Linked DNA regions of Homo sapiens: regions 1 and 2 are each linked to region 3. The links are chromatin loops, found by intact Hi-C in ENCODE. Cell type or tissue: A673. All regions are shown on one strand. Region 1 overlaps SH3RF2 (SH3 domain containing ring finger 2). Region 2 has its middle 10 kb from the start of SH3RF2. Region 3 overlaps SH3RF2 (SH3 domain containing ring finger 2).

Region 1 (2,500 bases), 63 kb before region 3:
TTACTTGATCTTCTGGAGTGCCCTGTGTGCTTTGAGAAGCTCGATGTCACAGCCAAAGTCCTCCCTTGCCAGCACACCTTCTGCAAACCATGTCTACAGAGGGTTTTCAAGGCCCACAAAGAGCTGCGGTGCCCCGAATGCAGGACGCCTGTGTTTTCCAACATTGAGGCGCTGCCGGCCAACCTGCTGCTCGTGCGCCTTCTGGATGGAGTGCGCTCAGGGCAGAGCTCCGGGAGAGGGGGCTCCTTCCGCAGGCCTGGCACGATGACCTTGCAGGATGGCAGGAAAAGCAGGACCAACCCCAGACGTCTGCAGGCCAGTCCTTTCCGGCTAGTGCCTAATGTCAGAATCCACATGGATGGGGTAAGAGAGATCTTATTTGCTAATATCATGTCCACATAGAGGTTGGATTTGTGTATACAAGGAGCTAGAGATTATCTTCTTTTAGTTACATTCCAGAGTGCTGCTGTTGATTTCCCAGTGATAAGTTTCTGTGGGCAGTGATCATTTTACTCAAATACAATGAAAACCTGAGCCTATCTAATCCATCTAAGAATTCTCTTTAGAACTATTAAAGCTTCCTAGGTTCTCCTTTCCTCTAGTCCAGAAAGTAGTAGAACAAGGAAAGCCTTTTAGATTATATTTTTGGTGTTTCACTTCTGCTGTTCTGAGGCCAAACTAGTGCCTGGGAAATGCACGGAGGGTGGGGAGAAACAAAAGAGAGAAAACAAATCCAACTGCTTGTTGCTTTTGAGATCTCTCAGAAATTTCCAAATGTCAGGTTTTGTTTGAATTTTACCCAAATCCATCTTCCCACCCCTAGTCATAAAGTGCTATTATGGCAATACTCATTCATAATCTGTTCCAAGCTATCAAGATACTTGACGCGGGAGATAGTGCAGGAGGGAAGCATCTATGTGGGTGGACTGATTGATAGCAAAGGCTGGGCTGTGAAGTGCTTCAGCTGTGTATAGGAGCTCTGCAGATGTGTCTCATTTTGCAAAATGAATGAAATACAGAGAAGATACACAGCAGGGGCTGCAATTAAAAAACCAAACAGACCCAGTTACGCCTCACAGGAGATTAATGCTTTTCATGTTTGGATAATGGGAATCGCTCTGTCCAGCGCTGAAAGCACACCCCGAGGACTTTATCTGACCTGGCTATGAACCTTGTTGTGGGATAATGTGTAAGGGCACATCTGGAAAGAAGGACATGGTCCTTGTGAGTCCAGCAGAATTATTTGCACTGTCACCCCTGGAGTCAGTGTAAAAAAGTGGACACGGAAAGCTGTGGCTTGGGCCATTGGCATACTTAGAAAATCAAAGCTACATTCCTTGAAGTCTTACCTAGAGCAAGCATTAGAGTCTAAATGCTGGCAGCAGTGTCCCACATCTCCCTGCTCTGAAGAGGAATAACGTGTGGGAGGGTCTTGCAGGACTGCTTCCTTACTCAGGAGTGAGGAGTGGCTTGTGATACGCATTTGGAACAACTTTCCGAAATTTTCCTTCTAAGAGCTACCACTTCCTGGGTTCACTGCATCTTTAAACCACCCATGGCGCATGTGTAAACATTCAACAATGAGGGTGGGAAGAAGCAGGACATTTTTTCACTGTACACCCTTGATTTCTTCACTGTAGGCTTTTTATTGCCATTGTGCTTGTAAGTGACACATTCCAGAAAAGGGTTTGGAACTCTTTTTAAGTCCCTCCACTACCCCTGGTCTAGTCATCAATCAGAATCCACAGGTCTGGAAATGGCGAAGTAGGGGTGGGGAAGCAAATTGTTCTCAAACATGCCTTGTTTGTAGAGAAAAGAGCTCTATCTCTGGGTCAGCAAATCCCCCTTGAATTCCTAAGACCTAGCAACCTCTTCCCTTCCCCACCTTGCAGAAGTCTGACCTGCCTTTCAGCGGAGTATCATCACTTACTCAGGAAACGGTGTCACACTGGGAGGAGGCAGTTCCCTTATCAGCTTGGAATATTTTTGTTGTGGTTTACATCTTTCTCAATGTGACTGTGTTGCAAAGGACAGGTAGCGATGAATGGATCCACAGCTACCAAGTTTTTGAACTATAGAGGATTCTCAGGGCCCTTCTGGCACAGGGAATTGAGGTGAGAGCTGGTTGTACATAAGAGACAGCCATTAAGATACTGGGTCTCTCTGGAATTCTTTTGCAGGGACTTATAACATCAGACTATCGTCTGTGCCCACCCTCCAAGCTGCTCTGGACCAAGTCCTGTGGTGAGGCTGAAACTCAAGGGCTCCTGTGTTCAGGCAGGACCTGGGCTAGAAAGATGCTCTGCAAGAGAGCAGAGCTGGCACCCCCACTTCCCAATTCCTTTATGTCCTAACTATCCTTTCTTGAAGTGACTCCTCTCATTCCTTTTGCCTTCCTCAGTGGGGATATGAACAAACCTATTTCTGGATGTCAATATGGCTGCTGTTCTGCAACGTGCCTCTGCTCCCAAAAATATTACCTATCTTTTTTGCAACCATG
Region 2 (2,500 bases), 76 kb before region 3:
ATCCTATGGAGCAAGTGCTATTATTACCATTCCGGTCTCACAGATGAGAAAACCAAGCACAGCATGTTTAAGTAATTTGCTGTAGGTCACACTCTTATTTAATAAGATGGCACCAGCCATCTGACTCCAGAGTGTATGTTCATAACTACCATAAGTTAGAAATGATGCCAGAAAAAGATAAACTATAGCTAAAACAGAAAGAATTCAGATATTGTCAATTAATATCTATATCTTTTGAGCACTTTCTATGGACCAGACATTGTTTTACCAACATGTATTAGGAAATTTATTCCTTATGACAAGCCTGGGAAGTACTTGTTACTGATTGCATTTTTATGGATGGGGCCTAGAGCTTTTGAACACAAAGGGTCACAGAGCTGTTACTGGTGAAGCTAAGTTTCTAAAGCATGTCTCCAGATTCCAAGTCGCAAGCTTTCTCCCTAGGAATGCAATAAGAATTCCAAACACAAATGAGTCATCCTCATCACTCAGCAAATATTTTTTAAGCACCTACTTGTGTCAGACACAAATTAATGACACAGACATGGTTCCTGCACCATGGGATGTAGATTGTGTGAAAGAGAGACACAATTTATAAGAACAAGTGAGTAAATAATGAATATCATATAACTAATACATAATTAACACCATCACATGGCACCCTAAAAAATGTCTAATTGCTTTGACAGATGTTATTTACAGTCAGTTATAGAAAATCATTCTAATTCTTTTTTAATAAGGGAAAAAAATTTGTTTCTCCTGTATTTCACATTATCCTGGAAGGCCTACTCATAAAAAGAGACATCTTGCACTAATCAGAGCACTTGGGGAATTACTGAATTTTGCAACTTTCTCACTTGTGTGACAAAAAAAAAACAAGATTGTGGTTACCCAATTGTCTGAGCAAACTGTCAGCTTTTGCACAGACTTGCCCTGAGTTTAATAAGAATTAAGGTTGCATCCTGCTCCTGGTTTTGAATCAAAACATTTACTGATTTCATCAGAAAGGAAACAGTGAAAGAAAGGGAGAAAGACAGGTTAGGAGTGAAATGATTTATCACTTACTTTTCTTTAGTAAGGCACAGTATCTGTCATGGATTAACGTCTAATTACAGCAGTTTCAGAGCTGTGAAGTTTATTATTTTTTTAATGGCTATCTTATCAACTGTAATGCATAAGCTATTAGGGTTATAGGATTTAACTCCCCCTGTTGCAGATGTTTTAGTAAATCTGTAATGATTTAAGCATTTTTAATATCTTTTAAAAATGTATTACACTTTAATCCATCTTGAATTAATTTTTGTATAAGGCGTAAGGAAGGGATCCAGTTTCAGCTTTCTACATATGGCTAGCCAGTTTTCCCAGTACCATTTATTAAATAGGGAATTGTTTCCCCATTTCTTGTCTTTGTCAGGTTTGTCAAAGATCAGATGGTTTTAGAAATGCGGCATTATTTCTGAGGGCTCTGTTCTGTTCCATTGGTCTATATCTCTGTGTTGGTACCAGTACCATGCTGTTTTGGTTACTGTAGCCTTGTAGTATAGTTTGAAGTCAGGTAGTGTGATGCCTCCAGCTTTGTTCTTTTGGCTTACGATTGACTTGGCAATGCAGGCTCTTTTTTGGTTCCATATGAACTTCAAAGTAGTTTTTAGCAATTCTGTGAAGAAAGTCATTGGTAGCTTGATGGGGATGCCATTGAATCTATAAATTACCTTGGGCAGTATGGCCATTTTCACAATATTGATTCTTCCTACCCATGAGCATGGAATATTCTTCCATTTGTTTGTATCCTCTTTTATTTCCTTGAGCAGTGGTTTGTAGTTCTCATTGAAGAGGTCCTTCACATCCCTTGTAAGTTGGATTCCTAGGTATTTTATTCTCTTTGAAGCAATTGTGAGTGGGAGTTCACTCATGATTTAGCTCTCTGTTTGTCTGTTATTGGTGTATAAGAATGCTTGTGATTTTTGCACATTGATTTCGTATCCCAAGACTTTGCTGAAGTTGCCTATCAGCTTAAGGAGATTTTGAGCTGAGACGATGGGGTTTTCTACATATACAATCATGTCATCTGCAAACAGGGACAATTTGACTTCCTCTTTTCCTAATTGAATACCCTTTATTTCCTTCTCCTGCCTAATTGCCCTGGCGAGAACTTTCAACACTATGTTGAATAGGAGTGGTGAGAGAGGGCATCCCTGTCTTGTGCCAGTTTTCAAAGGGAATGCTTCCTGTTTTTGCCCATTCAGTATGATATTGGCTGTGGGTTTGTCATAAATAGCTCTTATTATTTTGAGATATGTCCCATCAATAACTAATTTATTGAGAGTTTTTAGCATGAAGCGTTGTTGAATTGTGTCAAAGGCCTTTTCTGCATCTATTGAGATAATCATATGGTTTTTGTCATTGGTTCTGTTTATATGCTGGATTACGTTTATTGATTTGCGTATGTTGAACCAGCCTTGCATCCCAGGGATGAAGCCCGCTTGATCATGGTAGATAA
Region 3 (2,500 bases):
CTTCAGGTTTTCTCAAACTAGACAACCTCTCTGCCCTCCATATTTTGAGATAATGATCTTTATTATTGCCGTGGAACCTCAGAGCGAGACTCCTAAGGAAGGTCATTCTACAGCCCAAACAGCAAAGTGTAGACCTAGACTACAGCTAGAGGAAAGTCAGTTCAATTCCACAAATATTTATTATTTACTTTGTGCCAGGCATTAGACACACAGCTGGAGGAAGACATAAGGAAGTATCATCGTCTGCCTCTCTCACCCTTTCTGGGAATTTGTAAACTGGGGCACTTACTTCACACACTCATTCATTTCTTGAGCCCATCCATGTGCCAAGCTGGCCATTGGAGATAAAGTGATGAGTCATTGTTCTTACCTACACTGAGCTGGCAATCTAGTGGAAGAAACAGACATATAAATGGGAAATTATGACAAAGAAACCAAAAGAGAGGATTTGACCCATTCTGGAAGGCTGTGAAATACACAGACTTCTAGGAAATCTCATGGTCTAAACTCAGCATATCCAAATTAAACTCAAGATCTTCCTTCCCAAAGCTGTTCTTTTCCTAGTGCTTTCTAGCTCAGTAAATTGTGTAATTTATTCAACGTCATGTATTTATTCATGCATGCATGCATTCAATAAACTTATTGGCTGACTACTAAAAGGGAGCCACTGTGTTAGGTGCTAGGGAAAACAAAGATTAACAAAACAGACATAGGCCCTGCACACATGAAGTTTATAGTCAGATAGGGTAGACCGACATTAAAGAAATAATAACCTCCTGGCACGGTGGCTCACGCCTGCAATCCCAGCACTTTGGGAGACCGCGGCAGGCGGATCACTTGAGGTCAGGAGTTTGAGACCAGCCTGGCCAACATAGCGAAACCCCGACTCTACTAAAAATACAAAAATTAGTCAGGCGTGGTTGCGCGTGCCTGTAATCCCAGCTACTCAGGAGACTGAGGCAGGAGAATCGCTTGAACCCAGGAGGCGGAGGTTGCAGTGAGCCAAGTTCGCGCCATTGCACTCCAGCCTGGGCAACAGAGCGAGACTCCATCTAAAAATTAAAAAAGAAAGAAAAGGAAGGAAGGAAGGAAGGAAGGAAGGAAGGAAGGAAGGAAGGAAGGAAGGAAGGAAGGAAGGAAGGATAACCTATAAATGCATAATTGCACATGTGTAAGAGCAGGGGCCCCCAACCCCAGGACCACCGACCAGTACCAGTCCGTGGCCTGTGAGGAAACGGGCCGCACAGCAGGAGGTGAGAGGTGGGCAAGTGAGCAAACCTTCATCTGTATTTATAGCTGCTCCCCATGGGTCGCATTACTGCCTGAGCTCCACCTTCTGTCAGATTAGTGGCAGCATTAGATTCTCATAGGAGCGTGAAACCTATTGTGAACTGCGCATGCAAGGGATCTAAATTAGGTGCTCCTTATGAGAATCTAATGCCTGATAATGTGAGGTGGAGCAGTTTTATCTTGAAACCATTCCCTATCCTCTACCCTCTATCCCCACCTCCTACCCCCTGCATCTGAGGAAAAATTGTCTTCCACAAAACCAGTCCCTGGTGCCAAAAAGGTTGGGTACCGCTGTGTAAGAGGAAGCTAAGAAAGGGTATAATGCAGTAACAGATTTAAATTTAAATCAATCCTAATTCCTGAGGAGCATGGAACAGAATGTCAGAGAGATCAGAAGGTCTTTAGTGGATGAATATACAGGTTGAACTTGATGAATGGTTTATGGACAAGGAAAGGTGTTTCTAAAATGGCATTAAATTAAAAAAATCACTGTGTCCCATATGGCTTCATCTGTGTGAGGTACAGGAACAAAATAATGACAAAATAAATGTATAGTAGTAGAAGTCAGAGTAGTGGTTGCCTCTTAACAGGTGGTGGGAAAGGGCACAAAGGAACCTTCTGGGTGCTGGGAGGATTCTATACCTTCATCTGAACAGGGATTTCATGGATATATTCAAATGTAAAATTTCTCAAGATTTGTGCACTTTATTCTATGCATGTGTGTATGTTTTTGGAAAAGTTTTTTAAAAATATGTATGTTTATATGTATGTATGTTTTGTCTTGATAGAAAAGAATCTGGAAAAAATGTGTTATTCAAGCTGTTGACAGTGATTGTATCTTTATTGTGGTAAAATATTTTCCTTGTTTTGCTTATCTGTATTTTCAAATGTTTCTACAAATTTACATATAACCTTTTATAGTAAGAAAAATCTGAACAAAAAGTTGCTTTATGTTTGATGCATTAAAAATTGAATAGGTTCTGAAAGTCTTCAAAATGAGCATAAAATTCATTTTTCTTTTTGCAAAGCTAAAAGTGCTTCTCCCTATGGCTTCCATCTTGATTTCTCCATCAGATAAATTTAAATGAAAAGCTTGGACCCTGCTGGTGATTAAAAATTAGAAACATTTCAAAGTTTTCCTATTGGATTCCATTGATTCTCCAAATTATGTCTACCCCTCTATGGTCTCAGTGACACAAACACTGCCCTT

The links. Peaks named below come from ENCODE experiments on the same cell type or tissue, not always from the same donor. Only the 100,000 strongest peaks of a DNase experiment are listed, where the experiment ranks them.
Region 1: a loop joins it to region 3, with 4 times the contacts of the local background. A loop is called at or near these places in 3 of 110 quality-filtered maps.
Region 2: it touches region 3 in a loop (6-fold over the local background); 3 of 110 quality-filtered maps call a loop at or near these places.

The regions. Positions count from the first base shown.
Region 1 is chr5:145,937,944-145,940,443 of GRCh38, forward strand. SH3RF2 (SH3 domain containing ring finger 2) reads left to right here. Exons shown (of 10, transcript NM_152550.4): 2 at 1-363. The region is part of intron 3 of LOC107986458 (a long non-coding RNA gene); the gene reads right to left. Among named protein-coding and RNA genes, the nearest start is that of SH3RF2, 2.6 kb to the left of the region's middle. In A673, no CTCF peak of the experiment used is centred here; DNase peaks (open chromatin) are centred at 978 and 1,478; H3K4me3 peaks cover 2,149 bases; H3K27ac peaks cover 2,288 bases.
Region 2 is chr5:145,925,100-145,927,599 of GRCh38, forward strand. It overlaps a transcript of GRXCR2 not described here. Among named protein-coding and RNA genes, the nearest start is that of SH3RF2, 10 kb to the right of the region's middle. In A673, no CTCF peak of the experiment used is centred here; DNase peaks (open chromatin) are centred at 452 and 942; H3K27ac peaks cover 1,663 bases.
Region 3 is chr5:146,001,396-146,003,895 of GRCh38, forward strand. All of the region lies in intron 3 of SH3RF2 (SH3 domain containing ring finger 2), which reads left to right. All of the region lies in intron 2 of LOC107986458 (a long non-coding RNA gene), which reads right to left. Among named protein-coding and RNA genes, the nearest start is that of SH3RF2, 66 kb to the left of the region's middle. In A673, no CTCF peak of the experiment used is centred here; DNase peaks (open chromatin) are centred at 636 and 1,276; H3K27ac peaks cover 2,397 bases.